Regions from separate parts of the Homo sapiens genome. Here region 1 is linked to region 2. The links are chromatin contacts, found by Hi-C in ENCODE. All regions are on one chromosome and are shown on one strand. The core of a region is the stretch at or near the end of the contact, and the rest is flanking DNA. Distances in the headings are between cores, read along the strand shown.

Region 1 (4,839 bases), core at 282-2,781, 1.0 Mb before region 2:
TTGCAAGTACCAAGAAGTGCATCTGTTCAGTAAAGCCTGAATGAATGAACTAACAGACAACAAAAAATATTTGTTGAATGACTAGAGGGTAACTTAACTTTTTCTCAGATAATTCAGTATTTATAAGAAAGTTTAAGAAATGCTTTTGATTAAACTATTCTCATTATCTTAAAGTTAATAACGATCAACTCTAGATCTTTTTAAAAACTGTGCTCATTTTATTATCTGTCCTGCCTTCCTAATTTTCACCTAAAGATGTAAAACTAAATATACTATTTGTTCACTTTGCAAGTACAAAAAAAAACTCAAATATGAAAAATTTGACTTCTAATTTTTGGTGACTGTCAGATGCAAAGAGAATGTGCTGCCATCTTCCTCTGTCCCACTTGTTTTCACACACAAGGCAATCCAAGCACTAAGTTGCCATTTGTGTGCTCAGGACTGCTCTGCTGATAAGTGGTTGGGATTTGGAAGAGACACCTAAATACCGATGGTTGACCTCCCAGCACATTCTTGTTGGACTCTATCACACTACCCTATCAACCTGGTTAGTGTGTTATGCATGTCACTCTACTAGTGACAATAGGGGAATTTATTCCTTAAATCTCATGAATGTCTTTTCTCCTTCTTCTCTTCTTATATCATCTCCCAGACAAAGCTGGAGTTCAGGTGAACTGCAAAGTGGTGTGAGAGCTCCTGCTATGGTGGTCCAGCTCTCATCTGGCACTTCTGCTTGATAAGCTCAGAGCAGTTCTTTTAGACTGCCTCTTGTAGGCACGCTTGAAAAACAACCCAGTTAGCATTCCCCTAGCCTTCATCTATGATTTCACTGGGAAACTATGCATTAGATACTTTGGAAATAAATATACACAAGAAATTACAACTCAGTTTGAATGACCCTCTACCTTGGAATGTCTAGAACTGTGAGTTATAAGGCCAAGAAATATGTCCAGGCCTGCTGGCTCAAAAAGTTGCTATTCCTTATATGGAATCTGGACAGACAGGGAAGCTGAAGTTGTATAAACTAAACGGAGATTTTTTTTTTTCCCAGCCACTTACGTGCCTCATCCTTGACCTATTTCATTTATAGGTTCCTTTAAGATATGATGCCTTGAGAGTTCGTTGCCTTCTTGCCAGTCTTCCAACAACAATTTTAAGAACAGCCAGTGCTTTACATGGACTTTAATTATATTGGAAAATCCAAGGAAAGGACCAGAAAGGCCATGAGTGTGGTGATGCAATTATATCAGTAGAAGGTTAGACCTGCTAACAGTGAGGGGATCCGGCTAGAGCAACCCAAGTACAGTCGATTCATTACTGTTGGAAATTTTTAAATGCAGACATTCAGAAATGTTTAGTCTGGTTTTCAGTAAGGAAGAAGGGCAAGTAGATTCAAACAAGGACCCGCATGCTGCACAATAAGTACTTTTTTTACTCTATTTCCTTGATAATGGAGAAAATGAAACAACAAGCTATGAACTTAAAGCTAGAAGGAGAAATTCTATTCTTTAATAGGAGTAGTTATTTTTTCTTACACAATCTAGAATAGGGACATTTCGCAATCTTGGCTTACACAGAATATTTTAAAGTAAGTAATTCAGAACACTCAAAGTACGTTTGCTTTCGCTAATCCTTGTCAGCAGTTCTGAAGTCTTTCTAGGTTCAAATCCCAGCTATACCATTAACCAGGATAAGTTTCTTACGCTCTCTAAACTTCAGTTTTCTCACTTAGAAAATGAGGATTAAAAATAGTACCTACTGTACAGAATAGTTGGAAGAGTTTAAGAAGTTAAGACAACATAAATAAGAGACTGATGAGTACTTAGTGTCGCATAAATAGAAACAATTATTACTCTCACTAGCCATGTTTATTGATTGAATGGAGCTTTAGAAAAGTAGAAAGTAGATCATAAAAAAGTCCCGTACGTAATGAAAAGTGGCCCCCTGAGTCTGAACACACTGCCTTGTTACTCAAAATTTCTTCTTTTCTAGACTTAGGTGTATATTTTCAGTAGAAGTGGGGAAGAATGACAATTAACTAAACAATCCAAAGGAAGTGCTGGATCTTTGCATTTGTTATTGCAATTTTTCAGATGAAAGCTTGGGTTTCCTAGATGCTTAAATTACAGTACGATCTCACACTTGTACTTCATGAGGTTGCATTGGGATGTAGATATTTACGGATTGACCTACAGACTAAAAAACAAAGCAAAGAATCAAACAAAACAAAAACCGACAAAATATTCTTCTTCTTAAAGCCTGGATGATGATATTAACTTATACTGCTTTCATTTCAAGGCTTTTTTTTTCAAAGTGCGGAGTCGCCGAAGAGCGGACTTCACTTAGGGTACCCGGAAAGCACATGGAAGCGAGCCCACTCACTCATGTGAAAGAGAAACGCTCACCTTTGAGAAACATATTAGAATTCCAAAATGAGTAAATCTGAGAGAAGATGTTTTAGTTGTAGCACACATATTAGTTTTGTGATTTAAGACTGGTGTTTTTATTTTAAATGCACAGCAGGAGGGAAAGGTGGGGCCTTAAGCGTTTCTGTGCTTAGCGCCTCTGCAGGCCTGATCTAGCCCTGGTCTTGTAGATGATTGTAATACTTTTATAGCTATTCAGGTATTTTGTCACCAAAATAAATATATAGTTTATATTTAGGCAAGGCTAAAGGAGGGAATCTCAAATTTGTTTACAAGCTCAGTAATGGAAATAGAATGAGTACCAAATATTTCTATATCACTTGAAAACACCATTCATTGTTAGAGGCTCTGATATAATTTAGGCTCTGGGTAATTTTGATTTTGATAAACCTGATTTTCTAGTTTTTAAAATCTCTAATCGCCAAGCATCTAGTTTTTTCTCATTAGAGAAGCTAATGCTCTCATAATACTTAATATTCTCCATTTTCAGCAAAGCTAGCTTTAAATATTTCCTAATGCTAATGCCTGATTTGTCTAAGCATTTTAGCTAAATCTAATCTTTTATTACTGTTGATGCTCATCTCTATTTTCAGATGGTTAATTTGCTGACTTTCTGCAAAGTTCAGTTTTTGTTACATGTCTGATCAAGCTTAACAATAATTTCCTATATTAGCCAAAGGAATGTTTGTTTATGAGCTTAGAGTCATATTTATTAACATCCATGATTAACTGAAAATTGCCCCATGTGGTATTTCAATCCACAAATGTGTTTTGATTAGAAAAGGGACAATTATTCCATTTGCATTTGATTCTAACACAAATGGTATAATTTTCAGCTCTCTTAGTCAAACAGTTAGTAGTGAAGAAAAGAAAAGGTAAGGCCTTAGAAAGACTCCCATTATGGCTGCGGCTTTCTTATCACTTAGACCCTAGTATAATTTTGTTTTTGGTAGCACATTTCTATGAAATAGTTAGTATTGATAATTACCTTAATTGTTCATATACTCTATAAAGTATCACTGGGGCATTATCTATTATGTCGCCTGACATTGATTATTGTGTACTTTCGAACATATTTCATCCTCTTTAGGATTGGATGTCTGACTATTTAGATTTAATACTTGACAAATATTATGCATGTAGAAATCCAGTAAATAAGAAAAAATATATTTTGAGGAGGTGATTTATGTTCTCTTTAATTCCAAGTACTTTCTCTGACGCTTTCATGACCTGATCTAAATCTCCAAGTTCACTTTTTTTATCCAGTAGAATAGAATTTAGCTTCTCACGGACTGCTTGGGCACATGGCAAGGGATTCTTTCTGAGAGTCTGATGCCACTGGAATCTGGAATCTGACTTTTTGAAGTTCTGCCCGAATGGTTAGTAGCTCAGGGTGGTCTTTAGAAGCTGTAGTCCCAGCATAGAGTCTCATGGATCCCCGAGGCATGACTGGTCTGGTTAGCCTCTCCAGAACTGCTGATACAGGAGTCACCTCCTTGGAACTGTTTGTGGACCCAGTCACTTTCCCTGGAGATAAGAACAAACTTTTAGAACCAAAATTCTTGCACCTTCCTGTTAGACTGGGGGTTACTCTTTTATTTGCAATTCAGAATGAGAACTTTGATAAGATTATCTGACTTTTGTTGTTGTCTTCCTTGGGTTGAGAGCTAACTAGGCACGTAAATTTTGGTCTTATTATCTTTTTAGGCTGGGTCTAACAGAATGACAGAAAGGCACCAGTAGCTAGCACAATTCCCAACAGTCTCTATAATATTGACTCACTGAATGAATGAATGAATGAACAAGTGAGTTTTTCAGATATCTGTGTGACCACAGACTTGATGCTCCCATTTCAAGCTTCTATGATATCAGATTTTTTTTTTTTTACCCTGTTTGGTCAATTAGCTTTACCCAAAAGTTTTGCTCTAATTCCTAAAAAACTTCATATGAATTGGAAACGCTTCTTTCTTTTGATCAGCTTTAATCTGCATAGAACCTCCTTTTCATGCCAGAATGCCAGCTTTAATAAATCAGGCAGCTCAAATTGAGTAAATCTATTTAAATACTTATAAAATATTAAGGATGCATTTGGGAAAAGCCTCTAAGGTTATTGTGGCCCCTGAGCATCTCACAGTAACTAATTTATTAAGCAGTTTGCAAACCTGGGAAGAAAGGAAAAAGAAAAATGTTTTCATAAACCAAGAGCAGAAGCCAATTTTTCAGCTCAGATGATGAAAGGAAGCATGCATTTCTAATCAAAAAGACAGATAAGCCTTCTCTCTCCCACCATTCCCTCACCGGCAAAGTGCCTTTTCATCATCAACAACACTCCATTCCTAATGGCTGCCTGGGCCTTTCTGCACCTTCTCCATACGCTGGTAATGTACACACAGCATCCCTTTGAAACAAGAGC
Region 2 (5,224 bases), core at 384-2,883:
AAGGATTGTCCTGAACAAATAAGAAGGGCTAGAGGGGAGTGAAAGTGCGAAGAAACCACTATAAAAGGAGGTAACCGTCATAGTCTGAAAAGTAAGCTACTTTATTTTAAAATCCTTCTGGGAAACTACCATGCTATTATGTGTCAAAAAGCCGTAAGTAATCATAGCCTGCAGATTTATCTCAATATTTCTCCAAAAAGGAAATAATGTATGGTATGAAGATATTCATTGTAGTATTTTATGATAATGAAAAATCCTAAACATTCTGAGTACCCAAGGATAAGGATACAGATTAGCAAATTATGGTATATCCACTTAGAAGATTGTACATTCACTGAAAATGATCATTATAAAAATTAGGTGGCAAGTTGGAGAAAATGCCCATCAAAAAATACTAACCTAAAAAAAAGCAAGTTATGAAATTATATGAATGTTAACATTAAATGTATATTAAATATGTTTCTGTGGAACAAATAAGAAATCCTTATAATTGAAAATATTTGTATGACAGTCTCTATTTTAGCGACTTTGTATGGCAGTACCATAGTATTTAGAAAATTATTTTCTAATTTACAAGCAGTGAGCCCTGCTGGTTCCTCATCTTCAGCCTTCAGTCTTCACCTAGCATACGTCTTTTGCTCAGAAATGTAACTTCCAGTAACAAGCTGAAATTCCTGCTTCCCAGGAAAACCCACTGAAACCCAAACTCTCAGGGCAACATCTCCTCCTCCACTACAAGCCGTCTGCCTCTATGTCCATCCTACCTGAGGACAACTTGGACCGTTCAGAAACCAAAATGGATGGATTCCTGGAAGCTCCAACCCAACTAAGAAAGAAGCCAGACACCCCCAGCAGCAGATGGTTTAGTCTTACAGTTTTTATTTATTTTCTCTACACACCAGGAGAGGTTAGCTGATCAACTGGTGAGGAAGAGGGGGTGGGGGCTGGCCTTCTCTGCTTAAGAAAATGTCTGTTTGGCAGTGTGGCATTCACACGGGCGAAATGTCACATCTTTTATGCCACCGGTCCAGGGGAAGCCCTGCCAGGGGAGTTTTTATCAGTGTAATTAACACAAAGGCCCCCTTCTGTCTTAAAAACACAAGCCTTGGGGACACCGTAAGATGAACTGGCCATTGTTTCTGCACAGCACAAAAACTCCTTCCCCACTCCCACCCCTCCATCCCATTTATGGGGTTTCATTAAGGCCCACGGGTGTCCCTAACTTATTTATTTAGGAAACACTGTTATTGTCTTAATGTAAACAGAACTCAAGATCAGTTGACAGTTGGAATGGTCCAGCAAAAAGGTTTTCAAAGGCGCCTCCTTGGAAAGGGGTCTCTCCATTCAGCCCCCAGTTCCTGTATCATACTGCCAGCACTGTTCACAAAATAAACAAATGTTTGTTTTACAACATGGCAAAGGGGGCTCCCATTCAACGCTGGCCAGATATGAAAACAAACTTTCACATATAAGGGCTTTTGATACACATGACTTACTTGGATGACAAGGGGCTCGGCTGGGGAGTGCTTAAAGCTTATTAATATTGCACAAAAGACTTTTGTTTATCATTTCGCCGGACTGCCTGGGAATCACAAGACTCAAGCCGCCACCCGGCTGGTGTCCTCGCATTTCAGCAGCCGTAACGTGTGGAGATTGCGAAAGCACTGCTGGTTTGAAGCCAAAAACAACCTCTCCACAGACCCAGGTGAAAGAACTCCAAACTGCCGGCCTCTGAGAACCAGACTTGGAATTTATTAAGAGTAAAGGGCCAAGAGCTCCCCCTACGGGTAGAAAAAAAAATGGATGCCTTGAACCTGCCTGTTTGCAAGGGGGTAACTTCCAGAAAACGTGGAACCCACAGCCTGACATTTCTTCTAGGGACATTTCTTCTTCTATTCAAAAAGCCTGGGTCTCTGGAGAACAACTTTTCCTTTTTCTAGTTGACCAGCTCTATTCCCAGAACGTCTAACGAGACATTAGCACTCTAAAACACTCATGATCAAAAATCAGTCCTTTAAAAAATAATAATAATAATCAGTTATTTAGGCACTGGTTTGTTAAACTGGGAAGGGAATAGAGTAAATCAGATACGATCTCTGCCCTCTAGACTTACTCTGTCCAATACAGGAGTCACCAGCCACGAGTGGCTATTGGCCACTTAAAATGTGGCTAGTCCAAATTGGGATATTCTGTAAAAAAAAAAAAAAAAAAAAAAAAAAAAATGTATAAAATATCTCATTGATTTTTCACATTGACCACATGTTGAAATGATAGTATTTGGGATAAATTGGGGTAAATTAAATATATTAAAGTCAATTTCACCTTTTTTAATGTGGCTGCTAGAAAATTTTAAATTATGCATCATACACATTAGATCATATTTCTACTGGACAGTGCTGTCTAGACAGTTATATAATTATTAAGGCTTGTAAAAAATAGTGAAATCTTTAGCCCATGATATTAGTGATTTGTGCCAGCTGAGTTGATTTTTTTCTTAAGTACATTTATTCAATTCATTTACCAGAATCTCCTGAAAAAAGGGGAAAGTTAAAAAAAAAAAAATACACACACACTATGGCAGGCTTCCCTGCAAATTTTAGTTTGTTTTATTTAAATCTCAGCAAAATGGAAGTAAAGACTAGGGTTTGGGTTAAGGTCACATATGTTGAAAAAAAAAAAAAAGGTTTCAAAAGGAAATATGTATTTTATCTTTACAAACCCCTTCCTTCTGGCTATACTCTTTGTGTATTTAACTACAAGTAATTCCAAGAGGAAAAAATTCCTTCTACCAGAACCATCTTGCAAATTTGTTTTCAGGTCATTAGACAGAAGACATTTACTTTTTCCCTCCTCTCACAACTTCACCTACCTACTCAATCCCGGTTTTTAAGCAAATTTGGGATATGTAAGATAAATAGGATTATGTGAGTAATATGTGGCCCTAAATATAGTCAGACCACCAACTTACCATAGCATTTAGACAACCCACTGAAAACTCACTAATGGTGGCAACGTTGCCATCCTAATTTCTGAATTCAGTTTAAATTGCACCAGCAGCTGCCTTTGATAAACATACTCAGATCTGGCCCACGACCACCAAACCCACCCACCCATAAGAGGAAGACCAGCAGAGAATTTTCCTCTTCCCTGGGTCTGCTGTCTCAGATCTGTCCTGCTTATTTTGGTCCCAGGAATGTGCCAAGATACCACTGAAAGATTAACTACCTCTTTGAAGGGACAGCAATTCAAGGATTATAGGAATCTTTCTGAAATTTCTCCCTGAAATTTAGCCTTAAAATTATGTCAAAAGTGGGTATAACTCTACAAGGCCCAAAGGCAAATGTCAAGAGGGTGCTCCTATAATATAAAGACACAGTGAGCCAACAAGTGCCTGGTGCCCTCTAGGCCTCTTCCAGTACAGGGTATTGTTAAGCCAAAGGTGGATTAGATTAGCCCAGCAAATTGCAACGTTCATCTTTGAGATTACAGATGAAATTGCTAGAGGAAAAAAAAAACTCAAGCAAACAAGGATTTTGGTCACAAGTTGGAACAAATATGGGCTCCTGCTGAATAGCTACACAGAGAAAAATTTGGAGTAGTACCCAAGACCCTCATCATTCTCCCCACAGACAGAAATGATGGCTCTGGGAAAGAGAGGCTGCAATCCCACCACATGAACTGTAGATCTGGGCTACGGTATTTGGAGGGCACTGGAGTGGGACAGGATATTCACCGAAGATATTTACTAGTATGATTTTCCATCTGGCCTTATTATTCTGGCATGGCTGCCAGCACCTTATAATCCCAGCATTGTATTCGCAAGCAATTCCTCTGCTCATTAGCAGAAGCTGAGTCCAACTCTGCTCTTGTAGGGGCTTGTGAATCAGCATAGACCAACAGACAGCGTTTCCAGGAGCTAGCTGCAAAGAAACAAGGACGCTACTCATTGAGGGGAAGGCATCTGTATCAGTTAGGAATTGCATTTGACTGTTAGTAGCAGGGGCTGGATATAACAGTGATTAAATAAATGTGCTTCCTCCTCGTGTGAAGGAAGTCCTGAGCAAGGCAGTCCAGGAGGACATGGAAGTGCTGGAGTGTCAGGATCCTTCTATCTTTATGCTCCATCACAGTTAGCACATGGTTTCCATCTGCAACACTGTCTCATGGTCTAAGATGGCTGTTGGCTGGGCCTCCAGTAGTCACATTTATATCCAGGCATGGAGCAGAAAAAAATGGGAAGAACAAAAGGAAGTACATGTCAGCTATTGTTCCCTTCTCAAGCTTTCCTGGACATCCCACTGAGCCACTTCTTAATTTAATTTGCTAACTTCTAGCTACAAGAGAAGCTGAGCACATTGTCCCTCAAATAAAATCCAGTTCCTGTTGTAAAAGAACAGTAGGAAGAATAAAATGAACATCAGGTTGATCCCTGGGTTGCTTCAGAATCATGCAAAGACATCTGTAAAGGAGAGTTACTTCCAGCTTAGAATGTTTATTTCAGCCTTGACAACCACATTAACAATAAGCATCATAACCACTGGGTCACAGTACACTCTCGGGACCCCTGCCTTTGATTGGATGGAGGAATTCTTTAAGATTATTTGAAACTTGTGCTATCTCTCCATAAAGTTCCTCCATAGGAATGACATTGTTCCTGGGTCACATCACTGTCAACATTTACAAGTCATCATCTGTGAACTTGATAAAGAAATTAAGTCCCATTATTGGGTTAAGATTCAACTGTCTCACTCTGTTGAACATAGTGTGACTAAAATCAAACAAAGTGCTAAACAAGTGGCCAATGTACAAATACAAAAAGTGACATGGGCAACTGCCACATCTAACCAGATCATGTCGACCCTGATTTGTCACGATCACCTGGAAATGTCAAGTGAAAGTAGCAGTTTGGTTTTAGGATACTGGAGAATAATAAAGTACCACGTATAAGGAGGTATTTAATAAAAGGAATTGGATTATAATAATGAAGATATGAATCATGATGATGATAAGTGGATGATAAATTACTTTAACTCTTCACTCCGTGGGCACATGCCCACAAGAGTGGGATCTTCAATTTATATGGATCCCTTTAATTTCTACTACGCTTCACAGTTTTCAGGCAATTTTATCTCATCTATGCCTCAAAACTCGGAAGGACAGACATTATTAATAGTAGTGTTTTTAAACTGATGGGATAGAAGCTCAAAAATAGCAAGTGACATAT

The links. Hi-C counts contacts between places; a loop is a spot of excess contacts on that map. Pooled maps may share reads with other maps.
Region 1: a map of aorta shows a loop between it and region 2 (4-fold over the local background). The contact joins two enhancer-like sites. A Hi-C loop is called at or near these places in 3 of 168 maps with a recorded cell type or tissue (aorta, ascending aorta and endothelial cell of umbilical vein) and 4 of 50 pooled maps.

What each region holds. Positions count from the first base shown.
Region 1 is chr2:66,839,245-66,844,083 of GRCh38, forward strand. No RefSeq gene overlaps it. Among named protein-coding and RNA genes, the nearest start is that of LINC01799, 63 kb to the right of the region's middle. Within about 2 kb of position 1,532, at least 6 of the 41 ENCODE cell types and tissues checked have a DNase peak (open chromatin) inside an H3K27ac peak, as active enhancers do.
Region 2 is chr2:67,844,863-67,850,086 of GRCh38, forward strand. No RefSeq gene overlaps it. Among named protein-coding and RNA genes, the nearest start is that of LINC01812, 22 kb to the left of the region's middle. Within about 2 kb of position 1,634, at least 13 of the 41 ENCODE cell types and tissues checked have a DNase peak (open chromatin) inside an H3K27ac peak, as active enhancers do.